Linked DNA regions of Homo sapiens: region 2 is linked to region 1. Evidence: chromatin loops called from intact Hi-C (ENCODE). Cell type or tissue: dorsolateral prefrontal cortex. All regions are shown on one strand. Links, peaks and the distances in the headings refer to the core of each region. The heading gives the core; the rest is flanking DNA.

Evidence for each region. Peaks named below come from ENCODE experiments on the same cell type or tissue, not always from the same donor. Only the 100,000 strongest peaks of a DNase experiment are listed, where the experiment ranks them.
Region 2: it touches region 1 in a loop (2.6-fold over the local background); 2 of 110 quality-filtered maps call a loop at or near these places.

Annotation. Positions count from the first base shown.
Region 1 is chr7:3,978,839-3,994,741 of GRCh38, reverse strand. SDK1 (sidekick cell adhesion molecule 1) reads right to left here. Exons shown (of 45, transcript NM_152744.4): 14 at 7,420-7,556. Among named protein-coding and RNA genes, the nearest start is that of SDK1-AS1, 630 kb to the right of the region's middle. In dorsolateral prefrontal cortex, for the core only: no CTCF peak of the experiment used is centred there; a DNase peak (open chromatin) is centred at 8,721.
Region 2 is chr7:3,688,639-3,704,541 of GRCh38, reverse strand. The region is part of intron 4 of SDK1 (sidekick cell adhesion molecule 1); the gene reads right to left. Among named protein-coding and RNA genes, the nearest start is that of SDK1-AS1, 340 kb to the right of the region's middle. In dorsolateral prefrontal cortex, for the core only: a CTCF peak has its summit at 8,719 (motif pointing left); no DNase peak of the experiment used is centred there.

The DNA.
Region 1 (15,903 bases), core at 4,707-12,706:
AGGTAAACCCTATAAAATTTATTGATTGATTTGTTGGAGAGAATTAATGGTGAAGGAGTCAAGAATTACATTATGTTTTTCTCTTTTTTTTTTTTTTTTTGAGATGAAGTCTCATTCTGTCTCCCAGGCTGGAGTGCCTTGGTGCGATCGCGGCTCACTGCAGCCTTGAACTCCTGGGTTCAAGTGATCCTCCCACCTTAGCCTCCTGAGTAGCTGGGATTATAGGCATGAGCCACCACACCTGGCTAATTTTTTAATTTTTTGTAGATATGGGGTCTTGCTATGTTGCCCAGGCTGGTCTCAAACTCCTGGCCTCAAGTGATCCTCCTGACTCGGCCTCCCAAAGTACTGAGAACACAGGTGTGAGCCACTGCGCCCAGCCTGGACATTATCTCTAACTTGGAAGAGGAACAACTTTGGGGTCAGATGATGAGTTCTATTTTAGAGTTGGAGTCTGATAAGCCCTGGGACATGGAGGTGTAGATGTGTGGAAGACATTTGGTTACAAGAATCTGAGGCTTAGCAGAGAGGTCTAGGTTAGAAATACACATGAGGGACTTATGGTGTGTGGGTCAAAGGTGAACCATGGACTAACATGAGATCCCTAGAAAAGCATGTGTGATAAGAAGACCAGTGTGTGAGTGAGACAAAGCAGGGAATGCCAACATTTTAGGGGCAGGAGGGGAAATAGAGCCTTCAATGAGTCAGAGAAAATGGATAGAGAGGAGAAAATAAGAAGGAAGAATGAAGAGAAAGACTTAAGCCAAGTCCTGGGAACAAGGAGGTCTGTGTGGGGAGAGTGATCAAGAGCATTGCTTGCAGAGAAGCTGAGGGGATGTGGACTCAGTGGAGCTCACTGGCTCTGTCCTTTACAACAACGACAATATGGCCTCAGGAGAGAAGAGTAGATAGAATGCGTGAGAAGTGAGGAGGTGCAGGTAATTAGCAGAGCTCAGTCCTTTGAGGCAGAAGAAGCCAGGAGAGAGGGAGAGCTTTGAAGACAGAACACAGAGAGGAAATAAAGAGGGAGCCAAGTCCTGGAGGAAGGGCTGGAGGAGGGACCAAGGGCTTGGGTGCAGGGCTGGCTTTCAACATATGTGGGACTGTAGTGATCGTTTTTATTCTTTGTGCTTTAAGGGATTTCTAAATTTTTATTAATCAGCATGCATAACTAGAATAATAAAAAGTACAAATGTATTTTACATTTTAATTAAATTTAAATATTACAAGGTATAATAGGGAATCACAATTACGAACACTCATCCTATTAAAAAACTAACCGTAGGACTGAGTAGAATGAAGGATTCTGAATGTTTAATATGTTTGTTACCTGCAAGCATTTACCACAAGACATACAACAGCAGGTGTTAAGGTTGAAAAAAAAATCATAAGAAAAAGACTTAATTTTTCTTGATAACTGGTAGAAGGCCACCATTCTTCTGTTTCAGCCATGGGACGCCTTTGTCCAGCCCAAGGAAAACACGCAGAGGCTCAGTTTGAGAACTAGGATGGCCTCTCCCAAATATCAAGGTTGCCGTGGAAACTGGTGGCAACTGTTGCATTAAACGAAAATCTCCATTTCTAACACTGTGCAATGCCGACTCACTCATGTGAAAGAATAAATTTTTAAGAAGGTAAAATAACGGCTCTAATGCAACGATAGAATCAACATGTATCAAAGATTTTAGTTGTCATTAATTTATGAGGGAACCAGTAAGACGTTTCAACTGTATCAAAAGAGAAAGTGAACAGCCCACAACATATTGATAGTGCAAAAATGAATTTATAAATAGATGCAAAACGGGTCAGTATCTGCAGAGCAATAGCCATATTTATATTCTACAGGATAAAATTTGCATTTATTTGCATTTCTTTGGAAAAGAAATTTGCATTACTCAAAGTGCACTACTATAAGATTTCTACAATTTACAGAGATAAGTAGCCCAAAGACGATGGAAAGCGCGGGTCCCTATCGAATCAGATAACCCTGAAGGGCGCTAGATGAGACACTCAGTAATCCTTTTTATGGCACACTGCAAAGTCTTTCACAATTCTTACCTGACAGTCTCCCTCCACAGGATCATAATAATCTCAAAGAAAGATCATTTTTGATCATAATCGATAAGCATTTTAGAGAGTGGGCCAAATGCTTTCATTATTCAACAGAATTCTCAGCCTGGTCACAGGGTCCCCACTGTCAAGCCATCAAGAATCCCTGCACTCTCTCAATGCAGGGATCCCCCAGGCTTCCCTCATCCGCCACCTGGCCTGACCCTCTGCCCTCCTCAATCCACCAGGTGGGTGCCTTGACCCAGGCCTAGGACACTACTGCCCCTCTCTGAGTCCCAGGCTTACTAAACAGGCACCTGGGACAGGAGAACCATCAAACTTCTCAGAGAGGCAAACCCTGGCATGCCTGCAGAGGGCCACGTGTATCTCCCATCCAGAGATGCACCTTGAGTCCCGTACATGGGTGCAGGCTCAGTTCAAGCCCCAGGCTCTGCTCCACAGAGCTCGGAAGAGGCCCTTCTGCAGTGGCAGGAATGTCGTCAGGGCAGAGGCTATCAAGTGCCTGCCTCGGCCACTAAACCATGTGGGTTTGGCCCCTGCAGGATCCCCGGCTTCCAGGAGAATGGCATCCCAGTCAGCCTGCCAGGAGGAGCTGGCTGTGGAGTGTCTCCCAAGTAGCCGGAGGGACAGACCTAGTAGATGGCGCTATTTAGTGCTGACCACTTGCACACGCTGAGTGGAGGCCAAGTGCAATTTCCATTTTAGTGCACTTGCTGCTAAGCTGTTCTTTCTGGCTCTAATTAGCCAGCATGTTCAGCTGCTTCTTAAGGGCATTTGTTGCTAATAAAAATAAAAACCAGACCACTGGCCCAGATGATGGTGGTACTCTTCCTATTTGCCACAGCAGGAAGACACGGACCAACCAGCTGGTAGCAGCACAGGCTGCTTCAGCCAAGGTCACGGGCTTCCTTCACACAGTGGAAATCAGAACAGGCAGGAGGCAACCATGGTACCCACTCTAGATTCTGCATGCCACAATACCCACACTCCAGGCTCTGAAGGAAAGACAGCTGGGAACGTCGGCCAGCTTCAGGAGAGCCAGAGGCTAATATGGGTGACTGACGTTCTCTGTCCCCTTCTGAGTGAAATTAAGCAGCTGGACACCTACAGAGCCATCTTGTGTGTGCCAGGCACTGTGCTGGTGTCACAGCACAGAGGACCAACACAGGGACCCCACCTGCCCTGAAGGGGTTCCCAGTCTTGCCAGGAGATGGACACAAGCCAGGAGTTACGTCGCAGGTGCGCAAAGGGAAGCATGTAGAACAGCAAGGGAGCCCTGAGGAGGGAAAAGCCATTTCTGCCTGGGCGTAATGGGACTTGCAGAAGTGATATTTGATCCAAGCCACCAAGAAGGAGGAAGAACTTTCCCAGGTAACACCAATACACGCCGCCAGCAACGCCCCAGCCCCATCTCACGGGCAGTTGTTTCCCACTGAGCCTGGGGGCCTGGCACTGAGGGGTCCTTGCTGATGCTGTCCCTCGTCGCCCGTCTGGCCCAGGTCTCATGTCACATCTTCTTTGAAGACTTTCTCTGACTTGCCTTCTATACAGTCACATCACTATGTACGTACCTAGCCGGGAACGTGCGACGTGGAGGCTGCATCGATGCCTCTGACTGTCTCCTTGCTGTTCGCAGTGGACACTGATCACGTCAGCTCTGCACCCAGCACCCAGCAGAGTGCAGAGCAGATGCCCAGCTGGCTTCACCGCTGTAACAGGTAGGTGGCTGGCTGGATAGTTACACACGAAACCTGCTTCTCATGGAGGCAAGCTAACTGGCTGGAGGAGCCAGTCATGCCATCAGCTGAGAAGAGCGCTGGCCAGGCATCTCAAAGCCATGCCTTCTTTCATGGAAACGGGGGAAGGTAGAATGCCTCTGTTTTGGAAGACGGTCCATGACTGTAATTTTCAGTGCATCACAAGAGGACTCCACTGGAGAGATGAATTTCACCTCATTTGCTGAGTACGTACTAAGTGCAGGGAATGAGGAGCACGAAGACAAAGGAGACACAGTCCTGAAGCCCGAGGCGACAGCGCCTGATGGGGGCTGTCCTTAGGGTGGATGCGAACCAGAATTCAGATGACACGAGCTCTCCCCTGTCCCATTCTCTCCGTCCAGATCACTGTCAAGTCCTGTTTTACGTACAGGCAGCATGGCCACGCCATCCTCAGGAAACTCTTCTGTACTCTCAGAAGTTATCTGAATCAGTAACACCCTGGCCTTCCCCGTTCGGTCAGAGCCGTTGAATGGAAGCTAAGATGGCCGTCTGCACACACGCTGGTTTCTATCCTGCCCCATCTCTGGGAGGAAAGAGGCCCGAGTGGGAGTTGCAGAGGCCCCCCGCAGGGGAAGAAGGGCCTGGACTCCGGCCTCAGAGATGCCCCTGCAAGGGGGAGAAGGGCCTGGACTCTGGCCTCACTCCGAGGTGGTGCCCAGGACTGGAAGGTGTAACCTTAGAAGCCTAAGACCCGGAATAACATACTGCCTCTGGGCCTTCCCTCGGTGAACTGGTTTGCGTGGTGCAGAACTCAAATAATGGTTCTTCAGATTCACAGAGTGGCTTCCTCCACGTCCACACAGACCAACGCCCAAGTGTGGCCTCTCCCTGAAGCCCCGCTGTAGTGCAGGACAGCACACTCTGCTTCCGAAGGCTCCTCTGCGGATGCCTGACACTCGTCATGAGCACCGGCTCTGGAGTCAGACAGCACAGGGATCCCATCTTCCCCTCCCATCGCCATGTGACCCTGGGCAGTTGACAGTGACTTACAGCCTCTGCACATCCATTCCCGTAGCTATGAAATGGGGATTAAACTGTGTGGCTGTGGTGTGAACATGCAGTATTATCAGAAGGGAACCCCCAGGGAAGGGCGAGGGTGTAGAAAGGTAATTAGGAGAAATAAAGTGAGTTATCTCAATAATTGCTGGGGGCGTGTACAGGCTGACATCAGCTGGGAAGAGCCACGGCAGAACTCAGGCTGAATCTGCCCAGAAAAGTGAGCAGCACCAGGGACCCACGGGGAGCTGGGTTTCAGGGGAGGGTACCCGAGAGTGCACCACTCCTAGGTGTCCTGAAAACAGGGACCCGTTTAGAACACCAGTATCATCCAGAGACAACCACAGGCCGAATAAAGTGGATCGTGTTAACAGCCAGGATACCTGCATCTGGCTCTGCCTGGGGGAGGCTCAGGGAAGGAGACCCTCATCTGGAATAAATGATGGGTGATGTGGGTCACCTGTGTCCCCACCCAAATCTCATCTTGAACTCCCATGAGTTGTGGGAGGGACCCGGTGGGAGGTAACTGGATCATGGGGGCAGGTCTCTCCTGTGCTGTTCCCCTGACAGCAAGTCTCACGAGGTCTGAGGGTTAGTACAAGGGGAGTTTTCCTGCACAAGCTGTCTTCTCTTGTCTGCCGCCATGTGAGACATGACTTTCACCTTCCACCATGATTGTGAGGCTTTCCTAGCCACGTGGAACTGTGAGTTCTCCATTAAACCTCTTTCCTCTGTAAATTGCCCAGTCTTGGGTGTGTCTTTATTGGCAGTGTGAAAACCGACTAATACAGATAGGATAACAGAGGGAGGCCGGCAGCTTACGTATTAAAAGGTTAAACTGGACGCCAGGCGCGGTGGCTCATGCCTGTAATCCCAGCACTTTGGGAGGCCAAGGTGGGCAGATCACAAGGCCAGGAGTTTGAGACCAGCCTGGCCAATATCTACTAAAAATACAAAAATTAGCTGGGCGTGGTGGCAGGTGCCTGTAGTCCCAGCTACTCGGGAGGCTGAGGCAGAAGAATCGCTTGAACCCAGGAGGCAGAGGTTGTAGTGAGCCGAGATCATGCCACTGCACTCCAGCCTGGGCGACAGAGCAAGACTCCATCTCAAAATAAACAAACAAAAAACAAAAGGTGAAATCGGGCTGGCGTGCTGGAGAGCTTCTTTGTGGAGGTAATGGATTATCTATCATGAAGGGTGACAATCTAGCTCTATGGGTTTCCAGGGGAAGGAACATGCCATGAGATGAGATATTTGGCCCATTCAGGGAGTCAACATAAAATCCGTGTTGAGTTTCATGTGTCCCGTGTGGCTGACCGGTGTGGAGAAAGAGCACAGTAGCCCAGGGTGACCCGAGGCTGCACAGGGAGCGAGGCATTTGGCTTCTATATTGCACGCAGCAGGAACCCCTGCAGGACGTGGACAGGGGAGTGGCCTGGTCTGGGTATATCTCAGGAAGATCAGTGTTGCTGCTGGCAGGTGAATGGTTTGGATGAGGAAACAGGGCCGGCTGGAAGGCTGCTGCAGTGGTCCTGGCGAGAGGTACCAGTGGTCTGAGGCAGAGAGGAAAGGGATCAGAATCCTAGTTAACAGACTGATAGGACTGCTGATGCAGGGGGTGTGGAGGTGGGGGCTGGGGTCCAGGGAAAGGAATTGGGGACCATTCCTAGGGTTCTGGCAGAGGAATATAGAAATGCGGGGTGCTGGGAGCAGAGATTTGGGTGGCTGCAGGAGTGAGGTAAAAAAAAAAAAAAAAAAAAAAAAACATTAAAAAGATGGATGCAGTGGGAAGAAGTTAAGCTGGAGAGGCCGTGAGACAACCCGATACAGATGTCAAGTTGCTGGGCCCCATAAGTGATCCTGGAATCCTGGGTGAAGGATACAAATGTTCGAGTCATCAAGGAAAATATGCCACTTAAAATCACAGGAGTGCATGCGATTTCCCAGGAAGAGATTCCAGGGAGAGCGGAGAGGCGTGAGTGGGTGCACACGGCGGGGCACACGTCACCCAGCCAGCTGGGAAGAGAAGGGAAGGAGGGCTTGGCGGCTGGAGGAGAGCCAAGGCTGTGAGTGGCCCACGGAAGGAGCATGTTTCATGTAGAAGAGTTCCAAGGATGGCGGTAAATGGGCAGAGGGGTCCTGGAAGGTGAGTCAGGAAGAGGGTGCTGAACACTTGACACCACGTCTACACCGGAGAAAACCTCCCACAGACATGAGCAGTGGCGGCGACGGTGAACTCTCAAGTCACCCAGGTGGCAGGCATTGTTAACCCATTTCCAGCTCGCCCTGGGAGTGACACTGTGCGGGGCAGCCCTGTGTGCACAGCCCTCCCATGGGGCCCCAAATCCACTCTCCACCAAGAGCCCCTCTAACTAAGGACTTCTTCCCTTCCCTCTCTCAGGTCCTGCATGGTTTTTTCTTTCCTAAAGGGCAGGCTGTGTTTGAAACCCTGTAAAGCATTACAGCATTTTAGTAGTTGTTTTGGGTCTGACCCAGAAGTAAAGGTTAAGGACATTAAGAGCACACACAAAAATCTGATTATCGTCCATGGTGACAGTTTCATTTTGCTACTTACTGTTTTCAGAGAGCTCCACGATGTAATAAAGAATAGGACTGTTTCCATCAAAGGGCCGGACCCAAGAGAGCACCACGGCGTGGCTGTGGGAAGAATTAGGGCTGACCAGGAGGTTCTGAGGTGAATGAGGCAGTTCACTTGAATTGAATGGGATGAAAAGGAAAAAGAGGAAAACACATGTCAGAATCCATGGTGAGCCTGAGCTCTTACAGCAGACCGTCCTGCTGTGTCATGTTTGGGAAATGAATAACATAAAATATGCCCAAACACAAATATTAACTCTCTTCCCCCCAGAAAAGGACACACAAAACCCAGCTTCATTATTCACAGTGTTACTTTGTTTTCTGGTCATAATTTCATGGAACCCTTATGCTAGCTACCAAAACAAGTACTGACGCTGTCACATAAATAGGGGGAGGGGACGCAGACGTTTACACATACATTATTATTTTCTGTTTTTTATAAGACCAAGTCTCGCTCTGTCGCCCAGCCTGGAGTGCTGTGATGCAAGCTCGGCTCACTGCAACCTCCGCCTCCTGGGTTCAAGCAATTCTCTGCCTCAGTCTCCCTAGTAGGTGGGATTATAGGCGCCTGCCACCATGCCCAGCTAATTTTTGTATTTTTAGTAGAGATGGGGTTTCACACCATCTTGGCCAGGTTGGTCTTGAACTCCTGACCTTGTGATTCACCCGCCTTGGCCTCCCAAAGTGCTGGGATTACAGGCGTGAGCCACCATGCCCGGCCTACACATACATTATTTAATTGAGAAAACGTGGTCAACAATTTGTTTTTTACAACTAGAAGCTGGTCATGGAAATGCCACATATGCAGGAAAAGTCCCGATACATGTAACGGGAATGTTTCCAACACTAGCCATTTAGAGTTATGAGCGAAAATGCCTGCATGTATTCTTAGACCACACAGTTGCCGCATTTATTGACAGCATGAGGTTACATTGTCATTATGTCTTCTGCTGGAGTTATGGGGATTTGGAGGAAGTGTGGTGAAACCACTCACTAAAATCCCATGGAAATGGTAAAGAACACATCAGCAAGGCTATGAAATGGAAATGCAATTAAAGCGAATAAATTCTTTAAATAAGTTACTAGTTAAAAAAAAAAAAAGTTTTTACTGGGACTTAACCAGTGACAAAGCTGCAAAACCCTACTACATGGTTTCTACCAAGGCTGAGTCTACAACCTTAAAACCATGAGCTGCCCGGGCCCTGTACTGAACCTTCACGTCTCCTGAATCCGGAGCAGGACCCTGTTCCGGGGCTGTCCTGGATGGCTGCCCCTCCATAAACGCTGCCAGGCAGTGCCGGGAAGAGGGGATGCTGAGTGTGACCCGGGTCACCGCTAACCAGCTTTTGGTCTCTCAGACATCAGGTACTGCTGACCCACACAGGTCAGAACACAAAGCCATAATTATACTTGATATTTTTAATTTTAAAAATGTACTCATTACATTTTGAAATTTATTAAGCTGTTTTGAGCTTTCAGTTCCCCAAGAAACAGCTCTAACCCATACGCACCATTTATAAGCATACTAATATTTCTAATGTAGACTGCAACTACATTGTACATTAGTGCGATAAAGAATAAATGCGAGCCCAGGATGTCGTCTTGTTTTCTCTTTAATTGTGAATTAAGTTTTGAATCAGAAAAGGAATAGTTTGTTTCTTTTATTTATTTTTTGTATAGACAGGGCCTCACTATACTGTCCAGGCTGGTCTCAAACTCCTGGCCTTGGGCGATCCTCCCCAACCTCGGCCTCTCGAAGTGCTGGGATTATAAGCATGAGCCACTGCACCTGGGCAGAGCTGTCATTTCTATTTGAGTTCTCCAATAACCGAATCTCCATTAGAGGCGGAAATGCCAGTTATCAATTCTACTCCTCCCAAGCCCCATTTCCTATTCCCCCTGCTGCAATCTGAATCGGTGTGGTCTGAAACCAAACCAAAGTTGTTGAAAAAGTCCCACCTGAAAAGAAAATATGAATAAATCTGACAGATATAGCCAAATAAGATGGTTTATCATAAAGAATGTATCTGATCTGAGATGGAACTTCCAGACTGTTTTAGTTTCCTGAGTGACTGGGACGGTTTTCGCCACCATGGTGAACCTCTCAGACCACAGCTGAGCTTATGCTTCTTGGGTGGACTCATGGTGGGCCCCAAGATCCTTCCAGGATGGGTCTGGCCATGCTGGGAAGGCCAGTCATGGGGATAAGAGGGTTGGGGCTTTGAGCCAGTGGTGACGGCTCAGCCTTCTGACCTCTGGGGAGTGGAGGGGGCTGGGGACTAGGTTCAACCATGCAGCCAGTGATTCAACTCTGGGAGGCTTGGGGTCGGTGAGAGTGGTAGGAATGCAGGATTTGCCCTGGGTGGCAGAGAGGCCAGACAGGGTTGAGGGAAAATGCACTGGCCTGCACAGAGAGACCAGCAATGAGCTTATGTTCACAATTTCTGGGATGTCTTTTTGACATTGGTTCTGGGACCCCAAGGGCAGCTCATTGGAAGCCGTTCTCACAGACTGGACACAATGTCAGATGACCATCTGTAATAGTCAGGATGGGAGATAGGCCGTGAAACTAAAGGTGGGTTAGAGGCTCGAGGAGCCAGGCAGCTCTGCAGACACACACAGTAGGAGTTGGAGAGAAGCCAGGGCAGGAGAGGGTTGTACAGCCAGCTCAGGACAAACCTTGCAAAACAGACATTCTCGGGCCAGGTGACCATATGCTATAAGATGTGAACAGGCTCCTGGGAGACAACAGAAATGGGTGACCTGTGGCCCCTGACAAGCTGCTGTGTCTCTGCACACTTTCTCTGATGACCTCAAGGGGGTTATGTTTGATCGAATTCTAAATTCTAAAAGTCTGTCTTTCTCACAGAGGTGAAAATGCGGCCTCTTGCACTTGATTTCAAATCACGCTTCTCTTAGCCCAAGGTGAGAGTGCACACAGAAACAACCCATCTGCCAGGTGGGTGGACTGCCTTTCTCTTGAGGCTGCAGTGCTTTGCAGACACTCACTTAAATGGAGGCTACTCACGGGGCAGCTTCTGTCCTCCAGGGGTCAGCTCTCACAGTCCCTGGAATATGCTCACACATGTCCCTCCATCCCTCTGCCCCCTCTCAGCTAGGATGTGATTCTAGTCAGAGTGGTTTCAGATTTTCCCCCTGCCAGCAGACCACAAGCAACAGATGAGAAGTATCTACCCGAAGCAGGCACACCCAACAGCAAAAACGGTCGCAACAGCCTGAGATTGAGGGATGTAAAAAGATTTTTTAAAAGATTAAAAACAAATACTTAAAAACTTAGAAAGCAAACTAGTCTTGAGGCGTTTAGTGTAGGCGGCAAGAGCTACCCGCCTGGCAGTGCCCGAGGACCTGAGTGCCCGTGATGTGCAGAGACGCACACGTCCTTCTCTGCGACTGTCCCCCGAAGTCACTCCATTGGCTCAAAGTCACACTCAGTGTGATGGCCCAGGGCAAAGTGTGATATTTTGGTAAATCACAGGACTCAAGCATTGGAAGGAAATATTGATTTTTCCCAGTTTCAGTCTCTCCCCTCTGTGAAAATCCCCTTGATAATATCTCTTGTGTTCAATATCACCTGTTTCATAATGTGAAGGGCCTTGTGATAGAGAGGCATGTCTCAGAGATACTGCACGTTCAGTTCCCGACCACCACAATGAAGTGAATATTGCAATTTGCAAGTCACACACGTTTTGGTTTCCCAGTGCATATAAAAGTTCTGTTTATACTCTACTGCAGTCTATTAAGTGTGCAATAGCATTATGTCTAAAAAACATGTACACACCTTAAAGATACTTCATGCTAAAAAAGGTGATCATCTGAGCCTTCAGTGAGTCACAGTCTTTTTGCTGGTGGAGGGTCCTGCTTGGATGTTGATGGCTGTGGACTGATCGGAGTGGTGGGGCTATAGGCTGGGGGGACTGTGGCAATTTCTTCAAACGAGACAGCAGTGAAGCCTGGCGCATCAACGGACTCTTCCTCTCATGAAAGACTTTTCTGTAGCATGTGATGCTGTTTGATAACATTTTACCCACAGTAGAACTTCTTTCAAAATTGGAGTCAATCCTCCCAAACCCTGCCACAGCTTTACCAGCTAAGTTCATGCAATATTCTAAGGCCTTGTTGCCATTTCAACAATGTTCACGGTATCTTTGCCAAAAGTAGATGCTGTCCCACACCACTTGCTTTGCTCATCTATAAGAAGCAAATCCTCATCTGGACAAGTTTGATCATGAGATTGCAGCAGTTCAGCTACATCTTCAGGATCCACCTCTAATTCTAGTTCTCTTGCTGTTTCCACCACATCAGCAGCAACTTCCTCCGTGGATGCCTTGAACCCCTCCAGCCTCATCCATGAGGGCTGGAATCAACTTCTTCCCAACTCCTGTTAATATTGATATTGTGATCTCCTCCCATGAATCACAAACATTCTTTTTTTTTTTTTTGAGATGTTGTCTCGCTCTGTCGCCCACGCTGGAGTGCAGTGGCACGATCTCAGCTCACTGCAAGCTCCGCCTCCTGGGTTCATGCCCTTCTCCTGACTCAGCCCCCCGAGTAGCTGGGACTACAGGCACCCGCCACCAAGCCCGGCTAATTTTTTGTATTTTTAGTGGAGATGGGGTTGCACCATGTTAGCCAGGATGGTCTCGATCTCCTGACCTTGTGATCCACCCACCTCAGCCTCCCAAAGTGTTGGGATTACAGGCGTGAGCCACCGCGCCCAGCCCACAAACATTCTTAATGGTATCTAGAATGGTGAATCCTTTCCAGAAGGTTTTCCATTTACTTTGCCCAGATCCATCAGAGGAATTATCATCCATGGCAACTATAGTCTTATGAAATATATTCCTTAAATAATGGGACTTGATGGTCAAAAGTCCACCTTCATCCACAGTCTGCAGAACGGATGTTGTGCTAGCAGGCATGAAACCCACATTCATCTCCTTGTACATTCCCATCAAAGCTCTAGCATGACAAGGTGCACTGTCCATAAGCAGTAATATTTTCAAAGGAATTTTTCTTTTCTGAGCTGCAGGTCTCAAAAGTAGGCTTGAAATATTCAGTAAAACATGCTGTAAACAGAAGAGCTGTCATCCAGGCTTTGCTGTTCCATTTACAGAGCACAGGCAAAGTAGATTTAGCATCGTTCTTAAGAGCCCTAAGATTTTCAGCACAGTAAATGAGTGTTGGCTTCAACTTAAAGTCACCAGCTCCATTAGCCCCTAACAAGAGAGTCAGCCTGCCCTTTGAAGCTTTGAAACCAGACATTGATTTCTCCTCCGTAACTAGGAAAGTCCTAGATGGTATCTTCTTCCCATAAAAGGCTGTTTCGTCTACACTGCAAATTTCTTGTTACTGTAGCCACCCTCGTCACTGTTCCTAGCTAGGTCTTCTGAATAACTTACCAAGTTTCTCCATCAGCACCTGCTGCTTTATCTTGTACTTTTATGTTATGGGGACGGCATCTTTCCTTAAATCTCACAAACCAACCCCTGCTAGCTTCCAATTTTTCTTCTGCAGCTTCCTCACCTCTCTGTCTTCACAAAACTGAAGAGAGCTATGGCCTTGTTCTGGGTTAGGCTTTGGCCTAAGGGAATGTTGAGGCTGGTTTGATTTTTCTCTCCAGACCACTCAAACTTTCTCCACATCAGCAATAAGACTGTTTCACTTTCTTATCATTTGTGTGTTCCCTGGAGCACTTTAAATGTCCTTCAATAACTTTCCCTTTGCATTCACAGCTTGGCTAACTGGGGCAAGAGGCCTGGCTTTTGTCTTGTCTTGGCTTTCGATATGCCTTCCTTACTAAGCTTCATCATTTCCAGTCTGCTTTCTAGTGAGAGACGTACAACCCTCTCTTTCACATGGACACTCAGAGGCCTTTGCAGGGTTATTAACTGGCCAAATTTCACACTGTGGGGCTCAAGGAATACAGGGGCCCAAGGAGACGGAGGGAGACAGGGAATGGCCTGTTGGTGGAGCAGTCAGAACACACAAGGCATTTATAGCTTAAGTTTGCCATCTTAACATCGGCGTGGCTCATGGTGTCCCAAAACAATTACAATAGTAACATTCAAGATCAGTGATCAGGGAGTGCCATCACAGATACAATCATAGTGACAAAGTTTGAAACATTGTGAGAATTCCCAAAATGTGACCAGAGACACTAAGTGAGCAGGTGCCGTTGGAAAAATTGCATCAATAGACTTACTTAACACAGGGTTGCTGCAAACCTCCAGTTTGTAAATAACAAAAACAAACGTGCAATACCTGAGGCATGCAATAGAAGATGGCGTGCCTTATTCTGGAAATATAAACTATTTCTTTTTTTCTTTCTTTTTTTTTTTTGAGATGGAGTCTCGCTCTGTAGCTCAGGCTGGAGTGCAGTGGTGCAATTCGGCTCACTGCAACCTCCGCCTCCTGAGTTCGAGCAATTCTCTGTCTCAGCCTCCTGAGTAGCTGGGATTACAGGTGCCCAACACCACGCCCGGCTAATTTTTGTATTTTTAGTAGAGACAGGGTTTCGCCATCTTGGCCAGGCTGGTCTTGAAATCTTGACCTCGTGATCTACCTGCCTCGGCCTCCCAAAGTGCTGCGATTACAGGCGTGAGCCTCTGCGGCCAGCCACTATTTCTTTAAATGATAAGTTTTGGTTATTTGGAAAATGAAGCTTTGTGAGATCCTTGACTAACCCATCAATAACAGATAAATGAGGCTTTAATATATTCTGAATCCATTTCAGAAAATCTTATCTAATGGGGATAGATTGCGTCGAAGCATTACTCTGCCAGCTTTGAAAGGAGATAAATGATCAGTAGAGTGACTCACAGACAGTGATAAGCACAGAGGCTGATAAATGGAAGAGGTCCCAGAGAACAATGGAAGCGAAGCCCAGTGCTGAGTCACTTTGTAATTGAAAGAGAATAGGGGGAAAACCACCGTCAGGCACAGGACACCTCAGGAATATCAGAAATTAACAACAACAGTAACGGAAACCCAACAGTACGGGAGAGAGATGAAGCAAGGTGTGTGTGAGAAAAACAGTTTTGAAAAAGACTCGAAAGAAAGCAATTGGTGAAATTGTGGCTGTAGGGGGAATTGCTCTGGCAGAAGAGGATCAGATAAGTACTTTTTTTCTACATAAAAAGCATTGGCCCTTTAATGCACAAATGATGACTTGGTCAAACCCATCTTCTTTGACTTCACTCTGAGGATGAAGATGACAGGGCTTGATAACTCTGGGGGAAACAGTATTAAATTCTTCACTCCTTACGAGGGCTCTGTCAGAACTGGTTTTATAGAAAGAAACCTCTCCCAATGCCTCAGGGTCTCCAAGTCAGCTCTGTAAATTGGGTTTTCTCTGTACTCCAGGCCCATGAGAATTAGACTCTGATTTCAGGAGGAGAGATGAAATGCTAATTGGGTCTTTAAATGATTTAACAATTAATCAATCCATAAGGCCTTAGGAGCCTGGTCCCTCTGGTGTGCTCAATACAGGAAGATGCTTTGGGGAATATGAAGTCATCCTGGAAACTGGCTCCTGTCCCCATGGCACTAGAAAACTAGAGCAAAGACGCTACTAAAACAAGGGGTGACCAGCATTTAATGATGACTTGTCTTGTTAATTTACAGGCTGCCTCATGGAACCATCTGGAGTTTAGAAGCCTCTTCTCTCAGTGGGGGGATGAAGGCAGAGCCCTCCTAAATTGGTCCTCCTCAGTAGGGCAAAAGACACCGTCTCATTTCAGCTCAGTAGGTGGAGTGAGGCTTACCCAGACATTTATTAGGTTCCTACTGTATACCTGGCACTGGTCCAGGCATTGAGGGCTCAACAGCAAACAGACACATCTCGAGTCTAGTGTCAGAAGGTCATAGAATGTAGTCAGAATAATGCAGGGTAAAGGGCTAGAAAGTTCCCAGCCCCAGGAGGCAGGGTGCTGTTAGGAAAGGGGGGAACAGCATTCTAGTATAAGATGGTAAGAAAGCACGAAGAGCTAGGACTTAGAGCATCCCTCCCCAACTGGCTTCCACAACAGGATCTTACAAACCCGGGTGGGTGCCGCCCTCACAGCCGTCCTTTGAGATGAATGATACCATGCCCAGTCTACAAGGTGAGAGGCAGAAGCTGAGAAGTGAGGGGATTTGTCCAAAGTCACACAAGTAGTGAAAGGTGAGCAGGGCCTCCTGTGCAGCCCTTTGCTCCTATTGGCCCCACTGCTGTCCAGCAGCCCCATCAGGACTGCTGTGGGTGTGATGTGGGTGTGGGGGCCGCCCCTCCACTCAGCCTCAATGAGGTGAAGCTTAGTGCTAAGTGTAAAACTCGGGGCAAACAGACGTGAGAAGAGGCCAACGGCTGGTCTATTTTTGAAAAGCTCACTTCAGATGCTCGTAATTTCTATATTTAATGAAGCAGCTTTTAACTGAAGTGGAGAGGCAAGGAGAAAACAGG
Region 2 (15,903 bases), core at 4,965-12,964, 290 kb after region 1:
CACAAATATCATCATCAAACAGTGGACAAAGGACATAAATAGACATTTCTCAAAAGAAGATATACAAGAGACATACTTAACATCACTAATCATCAGGGAAATGCAAATTAAAACTACAGTGAGATGCCACCTTACTCCTGCAAGAATGGCCATTATTAAAAAGTAAAAAAAAAAAAAATCGATATTGGCATGGATCCTCATCCTAAGTGCCCATCGAACAATGCGTGGATAAAGAAAATGTGGCATCAAACAATGAGTAGATAAAGAAAAAATGGTATATATACACCATAGAATACTACTCATCCATAAAAAAAAGAACAAAATAACGTCTTTGGCGGAAACTTGAATGGAGCTGAAGGCCATTATTCCAAGTGAAGTAACTCAGGAATAGAAAACTAAATACCATATGTTCTCACTTATAAGTGGAAGCAAAGCTGTGGATACGCAAAGGCATACAGTGCAATATAATGGACTATGGGAACTCAGAAAGGGGAGGAAGAAAAAACGACAAACTGGGTGCAATGTACAATACTCAGGTGATGGGTACACTAAAATCTCAGACTTCACCACCATACAATTCATCCATGTAACCAAAAGCCATTTGTACTCCAAAAGTTATTGAAATAAAAAGATGAAAAACAAAAGTAAAATGTGCAGAAATAAAATAAAGAAAATATTGGTTGATGCCAACAAACACAAAACAAAAACACAATAAAACAACAACAAATTCACACGTCTTGGGAAGCCAACGACAGATATTTTTGAAGGACATTGGAGAAGTCTCCTTTTTCAAGGAAAAAAACAGTATTTTACTTTGAAATAATTATAGATTCATAGGAAATTGGAAAAATAGAACAGAGAAAATCAGGCGCCCTTTACCCTGATTCTCTTAATGGATACTGCTTAAGGAAATACAATGCATTGAAAAATCAGGAAATTGAAATTAGTGCAATGTGTGAGTATAGCTCTGTCACTTTATCACATGTGTAGCTGACTTCACCACCACTACAGTCCAGCCACAAAACTGCCATCACCATACACACCTCCCTCTTGCTACTCTAATAGACACATCTAATCCTCCCATTCATCCCAACCTGGCATCCACTAGTTAGTTCAACTATATAATTTTCTCATTTTGAGAATGTTACATAAATGTAATCATACAACATGTGACCTTTCAAGTCAGGCTTTTTTTCAGTGTAATTCCCCTCAGACTCATTCACCCAAGTGTTACATTATTAACGGCTCACTCCTTTATGATGCAGAGTAGTGTTCTATGACATGAATGCACCATAATTTGTAAAATTATTCACTCATTGAAAAATACGTGGGTTATTTCCAATTTGTGGCCATTACAATGAAAGCTTCTAGAATGTCCAGAAGCATATTTTGTGTAGACACAGGTTTTCATTTCTCTGGGACAAACGTTCAGGAGAACTAAGTCGTATCGTCGGCATACATTTTTTTTTTTTTTTTTTTTTGAGACAGAGTCTCGCATTTACTTTTTAAAGAAACTACTATTTTCCAATATTTTCTAGATGCACCAATTTATATCTCCACCAGCAACGCATGAAACATCCAATTTCTTTGCATCTTCCTGAGTATTTGGTACTGTCACTACTTTTTATTTTAGCTGTTCTAATAGCTAGTGATCTCTTATTTTGGTTTCAATCTGCATTTCCACTGAATGTCTTTTTCATGTTTTTGTCATCTACAGACCCTCTTTTGCAAAACAGGCAGAAGTCAAGGAGTACCATGAGTAAAAATGCTGAACTTGAACCATCTTTCTAATTTATTTTCTAGTCAATGACAAGTGAAACAATAAACTATGTGATCTCCAATACTAGTCCAACATGGGGAACAGCCAAGGCCAGGTTTCTCGGGTCATGAGGCATCTCATCACTGCTAATTCAGGGAGAACTTAGAAAGAACAGCCTCTGTGCTGGAGTCAGTGTACGAGAAAATGTTCCAGAAGCAGGTATGAATGAAGCAGTTTGGGGCAGAAGACTAAGCAGGTGAGAGTGGTGAATGCTATCCGGCCCTAATGTGGAGGGGGAGAGGGGTGCTTATTCATGTCCAGTATGGAAAGTCCAGCTAAAACCTCTGCAGGAGCCACGAATACACACTTCCATCATCACTTCCAAGAAGTGAGTTGAAAAAGACACAGTTGCTTTTTAAAAAGATTTACTTTGCTCCCACAAGAAAACGTACAATAGTAAAATGTCTCGTCTTTTGCCCATTTTAGCATTAGATTTTTTTAATTGTAGAATTTTGAGAAATCTTTATGTATTCCAAATATGGCCACTTTCTCAAATATGTAGCTTAGAAATAGTTTATTACAGTCTATGGTTTGTCTTTTCATCCCCTTGCAGAGCAGATGTTTTAAATTTTAATGAATTCCAACTTATTGAATTTTTACATTTATGGACTGTGTCTCTGGTGTCATGTCTAAGAACACTTCACTAAGTTCTAAACCCCAGAGGTTTATTCTTCTGAAAGTTTAACAGTTTTACATTTCACACTTAATCCAACACACTTTAAGTAAATTTTTATATAAAGATTAGGGTGTAGGTCAAGATACAATTTTTCTTTTTTCTTTTTTTTTTTTTTTTTTTTTGCTTATGCACGTCCAACCACTCTAGCAGCATTTGTTGAAAAGACTATTCTTCCTCCATTGAATTGCTTTTATGCTTTTGTCAAAAATCTCTTGGCTGTACTTATGTGGGCCTATTTCTATGTTCCCCATTCTGTTCCATTGATTCATGTGTCTATCCCTACAACAATATCACAGTTTTTATTACATTACCTATATTGTAAGAATTCAGATTGAATAGAGTGATCCTTTGTACCTTATCCGTCTTTTCCAAAACTGTTCACCTATTCCAGCTCCTTTGCTTAACCACATAAATTTTAGAATAATCTTTTATATTTTTGGGTTTTTTTGAGACAGGGTCTCGCTCTATCACCCAAGCTAGGGCACTGTAGCACGATCATAGCTCACTACAACCCCAAATCCTGGAATCAAGCAATCCACCTGCCCCACGGTCCCAAGTAGCTGGGACTACAGGCACGTGCTACCACTCCCAACTAGAACAATCTTTTCTGTACCTACACAAAGTCTTGCTACGATTTTGATATGAATTACATTAAACCTATACATCAATTTGGGAAAAATTCACTTTTTATAGACACATAGTCCACTTTTTATAGACATGGACATGTTGAACACGGCATGTTGGCCACAAATTTAGCACTTTGATTTCTGTCATCGGTATTTTGTAGTTTTCAACATCAAGTGCTGTATATGTTCTGTTGGATTTATACCTAAGTGTTTTTTAAAGCAATTTTAAACAGTATTGTATTCTCTGTCAATTTCCACGCTTACTGCTACTGTATAGAAATGTGATTGATTTTTGTATGTTGATCTTACTGAACTTATTCTGAGTTTTTTTTAAATAGATTCCTTGGAATTTTCTACGTAGATAGCCTCAGCCTCCTCCCTGCGCGGCAACTGGTTCCTCCCCAGCCCTATGGGGCTCACGCGCACGACACAGCCACAAGATGTCCGCTCTCCACATTTTTTTTCTTTACTCTACCAATCTCCTATCAGTGAAGAAAAACTAAGAGAATGGGTTCCTATAATACCCACCTTTAAGGAATAGCTGACGGAAGCACACCAAAAAAATAGAAATAAGGGGAAAAAAGGTGGGAGGTATTTGGGGTCATCTGGAAGGAAAGAAGAAAGAACAAAAAGTGCAAAAGTATAGATGAATCGACTTTTCTCTATTGTCTCTACATTTTCATTGGTGTATTTAAACCATTTACACTTACTATAATTATGGGCATTCTGGGGCTTAAGTTCACCATTTTTGTTTGTTTGTTGTGGGTGTTCTCTGTTTTCTTGTTTCCCTGATTTCTTTTTTGCTTTTCTGTTACTTGAACATTTTATTGAAATTCTATTTTGACATACCTATGGCATTTTTGTGTCTCTCTGGATAGCTTTTTAGTGGTTGCTTTAATTATTGCATTATATCCACAAGGCTTATGGTGTGTTAGTATCAACGTTTACCAGTTTAAGTATAAAAACCTTACCATTCTTTAAGTCCCTTATCCTACACCAAGTATGACTGTCATAAACATCTCCTCTATATCACTGTGAACTACATTTGACAATGTTATACTTTTTACATCAACCAACAAACATAATTTAGACAACTCAAAAGGAAAAGAAAAGTCTATTTATCTATATTTCTGCTTTTTCTGTTCTTTTTTCTTTCTTGATGTCCCAAGATAACTCTCATCTTAATAAAAATAAAAAATCGTTTATGGAGTGCTTCCTTTACCTGTTCTTTAAGGGTAGGTATTATAGAAACACATTCCTTTAGTTTTCCCTTCATTTGAGAATGTCTGAATTTCCCCTTCATTCCTGAAGGATAGTTTCACCAGCTTTAAAATTAGCAGTTGACAGTTCTTGTCTTTCAGTAAGTGAAAAATGTTTGCCACCTTCTTGTGGTCACTACAATTTCTGATGAGAGATCATCTGATGACATTCAAATTGTTTCCCCCTATATGTCAGGTACTGTTTTCTCTGGCTGCATTTAGAATTTTTTTTCTTTGTCCTTAGTTCTAGAAGTTTAACTACTATGTTTCTTGATGTGCATTTCTTTGATCTTGGGATTCTCTCGGCTTCTTGAAAGGTTATGTGTTTTAAAATGCCATATTCAGGAAATCTTTAACCATTATTTCTTTGAACAATTCTTCAACGAATTTGCCATATTTTAAAATGCCATATTCAGGAAATCTTTAACCATTATTTCTTTGAATAATTCTTCAACTCTACCCTCTTTCTCTTCTTCTTGGATACTGACTATACAAACATGAAATCTTTTATTGTAGTCCCAGAAATCTCTGAGGCTCTGAGGTTTGTTTGTTTAGTCTGTTTTCTCTGTTGTTCAGATCAAGTATTTTCTATTTTTTTTATCTTCAAGTTCACGGATTCTTTTCCCTGTCCTCTCCATTCTGCTGTTGAGTACATCATCAAGATTAATTGAATTTATTAAATTTTCTAGTTCTAAAATTTCCATTCAGTACTCTATTATCTCTTCTATTTCTTTGCTGAGACTTTCGATTGCTTTGATGAAATGGCCTCTTTTTTCTTTCTATTTCCAGCATGTTTGTAATTCCTCATTGATTGCATTTTTATGACTGGCTTTAAAATGCTGGTCGGACATCTCTAACATCTGTATCATCTTGTTGTGGGTGTTTCTTGTCTTTCCTCATTCAAGTTGAGATATTCTTGGTTCTTGTTATGATCAATGATTTTCACTAGAAACCTGGACATTAGGGGATATCATGTTATGAGATTGTGTATGTTACTTTAGCCTTCTATTTTATCAGGCCTCTTCTGACACTGCACTAGTAGGAATCCAAGAGAAGTGCCGCCCTTCATTTCTGCCAGGTGGCAGGTGGACATCCAGGAGCCCCACTTGGCCTCTCTTGACACCTGGGAGTGGGAAGTTGATTCCTTGTTCCTCCCAGGTTTGGGTGAAAGCTCCAGCGTCCCCTGGGCCTCTCTGCTGATGTCTCTCCTGGGTAGGAGGTTATTATAGACTGATCCTTTGTGTCCTCCCCAACTGATTCGTATTTTGAAGCCTTAAACTCTAATGAGATGGCATTTAGAGATAGGACATTTGGGAACTAATTAGGGTTAGATGAGGTTATGAGCACAGGGCACTTATGATGAAACTGGTTCCCTTATAAGAAGAGACACCAGAGAGTTTGTTCTCTCTCTCTACCTGCCATGTGAGGACACAGCGAGAAGGTGGTTGTTTACAAGCCAGGAAGAAAGCCCTCACCAAGAAATGAGCTGGCCAGCACCTTGACCTTGAACTTTTAGCCTCCAGAACTGTGAGGAAATAGACGTCCGCTGTCTAAGCCCCAGTATTTGTGGTGTTTTACTATAGCAGCCTGAGCTGAGATAGAGGTGCAGAGGGTTCTGTGACTGCTCCTTATACGCCTCCACTGACGCTCTGAGTGAGGAGGGCCCTTGTCACCACTGAGAAGATGGGAAAATCCTGATTCTCCACTAGGCCTCTTCTGATATCACCCCAGTGGGGAGGACAAGGGACACCCTGACAGCACCAGGTAAGGTGGAAGTTCAGGCGCCTCAGGTGCTCTCTCCAATACCGTGAGAGGGAACGCGTGACCACACCGAGGAGACACAAGCCTTGGCCCCACACCCATCCTTCTTTCTTACCATTCTGATGGGGGTCACGCTGAAAGTCTAAGCTCCCTGCTCAGCCTTTGCTTGGGGGTTTGTGAATATGGCCACAGTTTTCTTCGGTAGTATTTGGCTATAGCAGAGTGGTTATTGTCCAAAAGTTTTCTGTCATTCTAAGCTGCCTCCTTTGTGGTCCTTTGGGAGGAAGGGGAGGGTTTGGGGGTGCTTTTCTTGTCTGTGCCCACTGGCAACTGGACTGTTAGCTTCTCAACACCCAGTGCAAGCTAAATGAGAGAAACGGAAAGCTCAGAGATGCCAGCACTGTGCCATTCATCAGGTCTCAAGGTCCTCAGTCTGTCTGCCTTCTTCTCTCCACTGTTCAGTATCTTCCTATGCTTTTCATATAATGTTCACAGTTTTTAGCTGTACTCAGGACAAAAAGGGAAAAGTCCATCTAATTCCATCTTTCTGAAAGTGCGAGTTAAGAGGCCTCTTTTAACAGTCTTTCTCTTCCACAGATTGATGATCAGCAAAATAAGATTCAAGGATCATTACCACATAGAAATACTGGTGACAACAATAAAAGCAGCAAAACCTACTGTAGGAGTGAAGTGGGGAGAGGAAATGAGTAAGTTATAAACCACATCAGCTTTAGAAGTAAAACCAAGTACTTTTTGCACATCTTGCTTAAGGCAAAATTCAGATTTGGGGATGAAGATGGTCAAAGAATCATGTGGGGCAAGCAGTAAGAAGACAGTGAGACAAAAATGACTCAAAAAAAGGGGTATTAGAGTAAGTTCAAATCACATTGTCTTAGCAACAAACAGGAAACCTTTTTCAAGGCCTCGCACCAACTTCTAATGAAGCAGAGCTGAAGACAGATTCCCCATATTACTAGCTAAACGTCACTCAATTCCATTAGTTGAAGATGAGACCTAATTGCTGAGAAGAAGCAGAGGCAGAAGCTCCAAATCAGTGACTGACACCCTGAAGACACACTGTAAATTGCAGCGGGAAAGAAAGGGATGAGTAATTAGCACTACACAAATTTCAATATCTTGGCTTTTCTTATAATTAGCAGACAAGCAATTTAAAAACCACAGCCCTACACAGAATCATTATCATTGTTTTCCAAAAGTAAGATAAACAAACCTAGCATGGGATCATTGATGTTCACTTCATTCACTTCCCCTACTTTTACTGTAAGAATTAGTCAAATGGCGAGAGAAGGAAAATCTAGAAAATAAAACATGCCTTTCATATTCTGATTCTTATGTTTAAGAACCTGAGAGAGTATATCTCATTCAAGATCTTTAAAGCATTTCTAAAATACAAGTTCTATTTCGCACTACCATTCCATAAACAAGATGAATTTTTCCATAAACCGTATTACTTATGAGTTTTTTTTTTTAAAGGAACTTCTATGGTAAATATCAGAGGTCTCCTATCTACTGTTAGACACCCTACAGTATTATAAACAATCAAATGTTCTTAGAGTGAATTGCTTTGTTATAATTACATTTTAGTCCCTAAATTCAATACACTATTTAATATAAGAACTGACACAACTCAAAAATAATTAAATATATATTATTTCATCCTTTGATTACTTTTGTTAACATTGTTTCAGAAATCGGCACCAAAGGATTAGAAATTTAGACAATAATTACATAAGATACAATTATTGCTGCTTTTTGAGTAACCTTAAATGTAGGTAACAACACACACACACACACACACACACACACAAACACAGAGAAATGTAAGCTCTGTGAGAAAGAGAAAGTTGGACTACATATTACAGAGCACCATCACCAAATCCTGGGCTCAGATGAGGATTATATAGGAATTAGTGAGGGAGGAGTTTTCATGCCTATCAGTTAGTGATCCAATCAGTTACTGGTCAATCAAGCAATCAATCATTCCTTGCCACTGCTCTCCACATATGCAACGTGTCCCTTGGACGTCAGGGCACAGCAAACATATACGGTGCAATGTGTACAAGCAGAGATCACGTGATTGGGGGATCCAAGGAGTGGAGGATGACCAAGATCACACAGTGGAGCATGGATCTGAACAAGGACCACAGTGAGTGGTGGGAGCTTAGGGGAGTCTCACAGTGGAGAGAGTGGCAATAAGATTTAAGTTGGCAGGACATCATCTCTAGGAGGAAGTTAAAGACATGGGAGCAAGAGGAAATCAGCCAGGAGACAGTTTAGAGTGAGAAGAGGATCAAGTATTGCATAAGAACAAGGGACAAGTGGGAAAACCGGAACGCGGAGAAGAGGCTGAGAGGAACGAAGGAGGAAACAGGGAAGAACGGTGGGAGGAAAGCAAAAAAGAAGATGCCAGGAAGCCAATGAGCGTCAGCAACTCCAAATGCTGCAAAACCCGAAATAAGTGAAAAGTAAAATTGCTCATTAGCTTTGATTGTGTCATCACTGCAGAATGAAATAAGGTAATTTGGGTGATGACTTCCAGGTGATTACACTGCTGGTCTTCCTCTGCCCTCTACTGCACATACAGGCTACGTCTAGCGGTTGCCTTCTCTGTTTACTTCTGAAGATTTATGTCACCGGAATAATAAGTGCATGTTATAAGGAAAATGTACACATGATATAAATGTCTCAATTAACTGTGTTGAGTTGAAATGCTTAATGCACTAACAATGTAATTCTCCATGTTTTATAGTTCTGACTGCAAGGATATTCATATCAAAGTATGGTACCTCCAATATAATAAACTATTATGCACCCATTAAAAGGACATTTAACGAAGTTTTTGATAAATGAAAACACCTATGATATAATCTGAATTTTAAAATCTTTACAAAGCAGCTTATCAAGTAGGAACTCCATAACAAAAAACATATGTAAGAGAAAGAGAAGACATGAGAAAATGCTTATGGGTGCCTATAGAAAACAGGATTATGAGTGATTTTAATCTACTCATATTCTTCAGCACTTGTATACTACGATGAGCATCTATTTGGCATAATATTTAAAATCATGGAAAGGAATAATTAAATCCTATTATAATGACAGAATCCATTTCCTATCCTCCTGCAAGTGTTTAGGATGCAAATTCTTAGACGGAAATACTTATTTAATTTGCTGTGTGAGGCGCCTAGTGTAAGTAGACCATGCTGTCTTGTAAGAATTCTGTGATCAGGTACTGATAAATATTTTTAGCAATTAAGAAAGAGTGACTTATGTAGTAATACAGAAAAAATTCACATCATAACAACTGTTAGTCTCTAATATGTAGAGTCTCTAATATGTTTCCCAATGAAACACCTTTATACCTGCTTTCTGGGAAAGCATTTCTATCCTGGAAATATTTTCATGTTTGGTAGATCAATAAGAAGACACTTGAAGAAATTCTACAGAACAGAAATGCCTATTCTAGGAAATGTGCTTGTGTGTTTGTACGTGTGTTTGTTAGCTTCTCATTCCACAGAACAAATCATTTTCAGTAAGGCCTGCATGTCACTATTAAGAATCCTGTTCTAGTGCAATGGTTCACAAACTTACGATAGGAATTACCAGGGATGTTTGTAAAAACGTAGGTTCCTGGGCTCAAACTATGGAATCAGAAACTCGAGATGTGGCCCAGAGACGGATGTTTTTCAAATGTTCCCCAGAACATCAGACACACCAAGACAGTGGCATTGTTTTCCAGGGAATGTCTTAGAACATCCACTGGATCACCTACTGTCTCAATTTCATATGCTTTTCCCCCCCCACCAACATAAATACATTCTTTCCAGACCAATGTAAGTGCCAGAGGTAACCAGAGGTCCCCGACTGAGGTGTAATTTCTAATTTCACTACCTGGAATCCATCCTTCTCTGTACACGGCCAAGTCCACTACAACTTGGCTGCTATTCCCCGCTTGCCAAGCGTGGCCACCCTCTGATTCAATCTAACTGTGAGTGTCTATGAGAGGAGGGTGTTGAGCTAAATGAAACCTGCATGAAGTACTGTGAAAGCCAGGCCTTGCCTTCATGCACTGCCCAACCTAGGAGGGGAAGTGACCTCCCGGTGGCCATCTCTTAGATTCGCCTTTCTCACATCTCAAAGAGCTTTCACGAAGTCTTATGCAGTGGGCAGGGCACAACTTAGTATTCCTATACGAGTTTGGAGACTGAGGCAAAGAGCAATCTAAATTACTTTCCCATTGTCACAGTGCTTAGTCTTTTACAATTTGCCTTCCAATCGGGCACACTTTTGGGCAAGACAGGTATAATCATAAATCATAAAAGGTGAACTATGACAAATACTCCCAAGAAAGATACAAACAAAATGCCACAAAGGTCTGGAGGAAGAGTCAGTCACATGCAGGTGGGACGAGTGAGGGAGCAAGGCAGCATGCAGCTGAGTGTCAGAGCATGGACACAGTCCTGGGGCAGAGGTCAGGGTCAAGGCAGAGACAAATGTGCAGGAAGGAGAAAATGAGATGGCTGCGGGGACCAGGTGTTCACTGCAGCTTCAGTATACATAGCTAGGGGATAGCAGAGATTAGGCTGGTAAAAATTATAGGCCAGTGCCAGAATCTAGAGGCTATAACAATAGATTCCCAGATACTCCAGGGATGTGAAACTAGACCTCCTGTCACTATCTTGCACTTAGTTGATGATGATCTCCAAGAGAGAAAGATAACAATTATAGCCAGAAAAAAACAATAAAAAGAAACTATTCATAATAGCAACAAAAATATAAAATATCTAGCCACACAAAAAACATGGCATCTATGAAAAAAACATATCAAAGGTCACAGGAAGATACAAAGAAAAGCATGGATCAGCTGACGGACAGATAATACTTCTGGAGGAAATGGGGCAATGTTGTAAAGATGTCAGTTCTCCTCAAACCGATTTATACTTTTAATGTAATTCGAATCAAAATCCTTAACATGTTTTTTGAACTGTCCATTGTGATTTTGAAACTGGTCCAAAGAATGAGGAAGTAACACTATGAAACAATACAAACCAAATAACGAGAGGGATTTGGAATAATGAATATTACGACATTTTTATGCAAAAAGGGAAATTAGTAAAAGAAAAACAGGTTTACAAAAGAACAGAGATAATGAAGAAAAAAATTTGGTGTTTATATAACCACACAGTCTCAAAGTAGCATTATAAATGAGTATACAACATTTTATTTGTAAAAAAACAAAAATTATTAATATCGTTAAGAAATATGTCTACACTATTACATAAGATATTAAGTCATATTAATATATAATATGGCATCTAAAATTTTATTATATGTCTAAAATATGTTCATTTATTTTGTAAAAAAGGCTATCATCTCAACAGAAAACTGGCAAATATTACAGGTACACACGTGAAATACTACTGGATGATATATAAATGAAAATATTAAATTACCAAGATGCTACCTTTATCTATCATATTAATATATAATTAAAATAGAAATGTATTTGCCAGTGCAATACTCGATGGTGCCAAGGATACGTAAACTCGACACAAATACCACTTGAAGGCATGTATAAATCGATGCGATTCTAGAATACAGGGGAATGTTTCATATTGTATATTACATTGAATAGATCAAAGAGTATAAATATTCTATAATGTTTCATAAAATATATGAATCACCTCAAAAATATTTATACCCTTTGACCAAGTAATTCCAATTCTAGATTATCTAGTAGACTAAATAAAACATGTAGCCAAGAGTTTATATTTTTATCACATCAGTTTAAATAAGCACAAAAATTGAAGGACATAACTGAAATGTACCCAAATAAACAAATAATTTATGCTACATAACTAAAATACAAATTATTCAACAAGCTTAAAATATGTTATTGAAAAATATGTAATATAAGAAATCCTCTCTGTTTAATGATCATTTAAAGAGAATAGCAAAACTAACTATATAGTATGATCCCAAATTCTAAATACACATGGGCACAGGTGCACACACACAGACACACACATATACACACTAAAGAAAAGTGCAAGAAAAAGCATTTTAAATAGTAACAAGTTATTTTGGGCTGGTGGGATATCTTAGGTTACTTTTTCCTGATTTATTCCTATTTTTTTCTTAGTTGTCTATAAAGTTTTAGAATCAGAAAGAATTTTTTAAGAAAAAATGGAAACTTGAAATTATGTTGGGTCTCTGAACAGAAATCATAATTACAATAAAATTATTAATATAAGTATTTACTTAATGTCTGTCTTCCAACTCAATTATAAGCTAAATGAGAGTAGGAAGCATAACCGTCTTGCTCACAGCTATATTCTGAGTGCCTGGTACATTGTAGGAGTTTAATGAATACTCATGAATGAGTAAGCAAAAATAAAGGGGGACAGACTGAAAGACCCAGCGGGAGGGGAGTGGAAAAGCAAGGTCATAGTGAATCCTGCAGGATAAAAGGCTCAGATAAGCTATTACCTTCTTAAAGACACCCCCATTGCCTCACATTACCTGCCTTATAATACATTTTCAACCCACGCTGTCTGAATGAGTAAGTAGATAAGCCAAGTATTAACTCTTAATTAAGGCAAAAACAAATACTACAAGCCCCCTATTTTTTAAATCTCTGACTTCTACGCATTCACACCTGAAACTAGACCTTCCAGCAAGGGGTGTGTGTTTGTGTTGGTGCTGTGCAACCAAGGTCACAAGAGGAAAAATCAATAATATCAGTTCACAATGCATCATGGTAGATAATCATATTTTTCCTTTTAAAATATCATGCCGGCAGAAAACATTTATCTTCTACTTTGTATTTTGAATATGACTGCCTCCTTATACAGATCCCTGAAAAGGGGAGAGAGTATCCTACTTTTTGAGCCATTTATAACATGCTCCAAGTCCTGTAACGGAAGCAAAGTGCTACTTGGACTCCAGTTGTTTCTTCAATGCAACTCTTTTCTTTGTATTTCCACAGCTGAAGTGGAGGGAGGGGTCCACTGTGATCCAAAATTAAGCCTGTGATTTATCTTGTACTTCGAGTAAGAGCCCTGACCTCTTCCTATCAACATAAGACATTTTCATTCTATGGCATTTTTTACTCTGTGGTAATCATAACAACTTAAGAAAATTGGAGCCTTTTTATTTCTTGCAAATCTAAAGTCCAGAATTCTCTATTGCTTTTCGTATACATTTGAATTCATGTTGAAAGGTGATTCTAAGGAATGAAACATTGGTGTAATTATCTACAATAAATTGGTAAGCTTCCTGTCAAATGATAAGAAAATGAGAAATGAGTATTTTTCTCTAATAAGTTGAAAATTTTTTCTTCCAAATAATTTTCTTTGAAGGACAAAATCAACCAGTGAGGGCAAACACACTGTCTTTGAGTAATTCTAGAAGGTCACAGAGTCCTGGAAGGAAACATTAGCCCAGTGAATGCCTATAGACATCCAGGCTATAATATGAGTGTATTTTATTTCTGAAGTGTTTTGAGACTGTCTATTATGAAAGTTCTTATATACACGCAAAGTATTACTTTTAAATTTTCTTGGATGTCTAAAGACAAGTCATATGGTTTTTATTAATATAAGGTTTATTTTGACCTTGTAGTAGAGAGTTATAATCAACTTGAAAAATATATCAGTATAATGTTACGGGGGTTAAGATTAATATGGAATCTTACAAAAGAAGACCTGCTTTCTTACTTTCTATAAACAACATTGTGTGATGTCTTCCTGGTGACTTATCTGTAAAAGCTATACTATGATCTTATAATTCAATCAATATCAGTGAGGCCACTCGACGCAAGATTTATTGGGTTTCTCTTTATCCTAAATGCCAGCAAAAGGTACAAGCTATCCAGTGGGTTTATTTTTATAATCCCTACACGAAAAATTTGAAAGAGAAACAATGTAAGGATTATAAAAGGATAAATCCCTGCCACTATCACTGAACATTAACAATAAGTCTCAAGTAAATTATTATACTTTTGTCAAAAAATACAATTTTTCTCATGACCCTCCAGGAAAAAAATTTCTAGTTACAGTAAAAAAAAATCAATATCATATGATGCTTGAGACAGAAGTATAACCTGTCATTTAGTTCTGGATTTGTGCTAATCGTCATGTGGAAATTCAACTAGCAAGCCCTGGAAACATTAGCGTCGTGATGAGGTAGGTGACGCCCTGCATCTAGAGTCACTGGGCTATTAGTCCCAGCTTCCATTCCAGATTTTTCCAAAAGGTTCGATCTGTTCTGTGTCATAAACATGCCTAAGAACATAATTACCACTGGGTGCTTCTCTAAGGCATTATTCTAAGAAATGGATGAATATTTTTGCAAAAACATTTAGCAAATATATTTTGTAGCTTAACAACTCAAATACAAAACATTCATTTCCACACGGATGATCAAAACAAGTATTTCTAAACTGAAAATATTTTTGTTTGCAATAGACACACATGTTCTGGCTGTCAAAGCATTTCTAAATAAAACATGGTTTTTTGCAAAAGGTAATTTGGCAGATATGGGCCTGTGTAGACACAGACTCAAAATAATTTAGAATTATGAATGGATTCATTGGGAAATAAAAATAATAACTTCCAATTATTTGCTTCCTCTGTAGTAGGAACGGAGCAAAAGCCTTATATTTTTCATCTAACCTAATCCTCATTACTAAAGTAAGAAACAGAGAGGAAATCTGAGGCCTAGTAAAATTAAATAATTTGTTCAAAATTTCACCAGTAGTAAAAAGTCTGTAATAGGTGGATGGCATTTAGTTACAGGCAGCCACAACAAATAATTTTAAAAGTCCTTTTTAAAAAACAAGAGATTATTTTCTCATATAACAAAAAATACTACACGTAGGGAATCCAGAGCCAGTACAAGAACTTGATAATGTCTGTCAAGAATGCAGGCCCCTCCCTCTCTCTGTTCCACCCTGCTTAGCTTGTACCAGGTTTACTGTCTTATAACGGCAGGATGGTAGCTACACCTATAAGCACTAGACTTAGAAACAACTGCACACAATCCAACAGGAACAGGGAGGAGGGAGAATAGCAGGCTCCAATGGCTCGGGCTGACATCTTTGTGGGAGAGGTGAATCATCAGGTCCCCATAGCTGCAAGGGAAGCTGGAAACCTGACAGAAGCAGGGTTATCATAACGTTCTTAGGAAAGAGGGTGGCAAGCATTTTCTGTAAAGGGCCAGATAGCAAACAGTTAGGGTTTGCAGGCCATATGGTCCATCCCTGTCACAACTACTCAACTCCACATGTAGAACTGGAAAAACCACCACAAGTGACACATAAATGAATGGGTGGCTGTGTTACAATAAAACTTTATTTACAGGAACGCAAGTATAGCAGAAGGTGGGAACATGGATGGATTGGCCCCTTGGGCAGTAGTCTGCTGACCTGTCCTAGAGCAATCATGATTCATCATAGGGTCGGGGAGGTGGGAGGGAGCTCACAGTGCTGTTCTGAACAAAATGGCAAACTCTAAGGAAGGCAGAGGACACAGGACATGGATTGGCCATGAGCGGTGTGTGCCTCAGAATGGAGGCAGGATCCAAACTGAGGCCTGAAAGACTCCTCAGCCTGTGCTTTCAGCCGCTGTAGTATTTTCCCTCTAAAAAGTTCACTGTAGCATCCAAGAAGATAAACACTGGAAGATACTTTACATACTATCTACTCCAACATACTAAAACTCTAGATGAGGAAACTGAGGT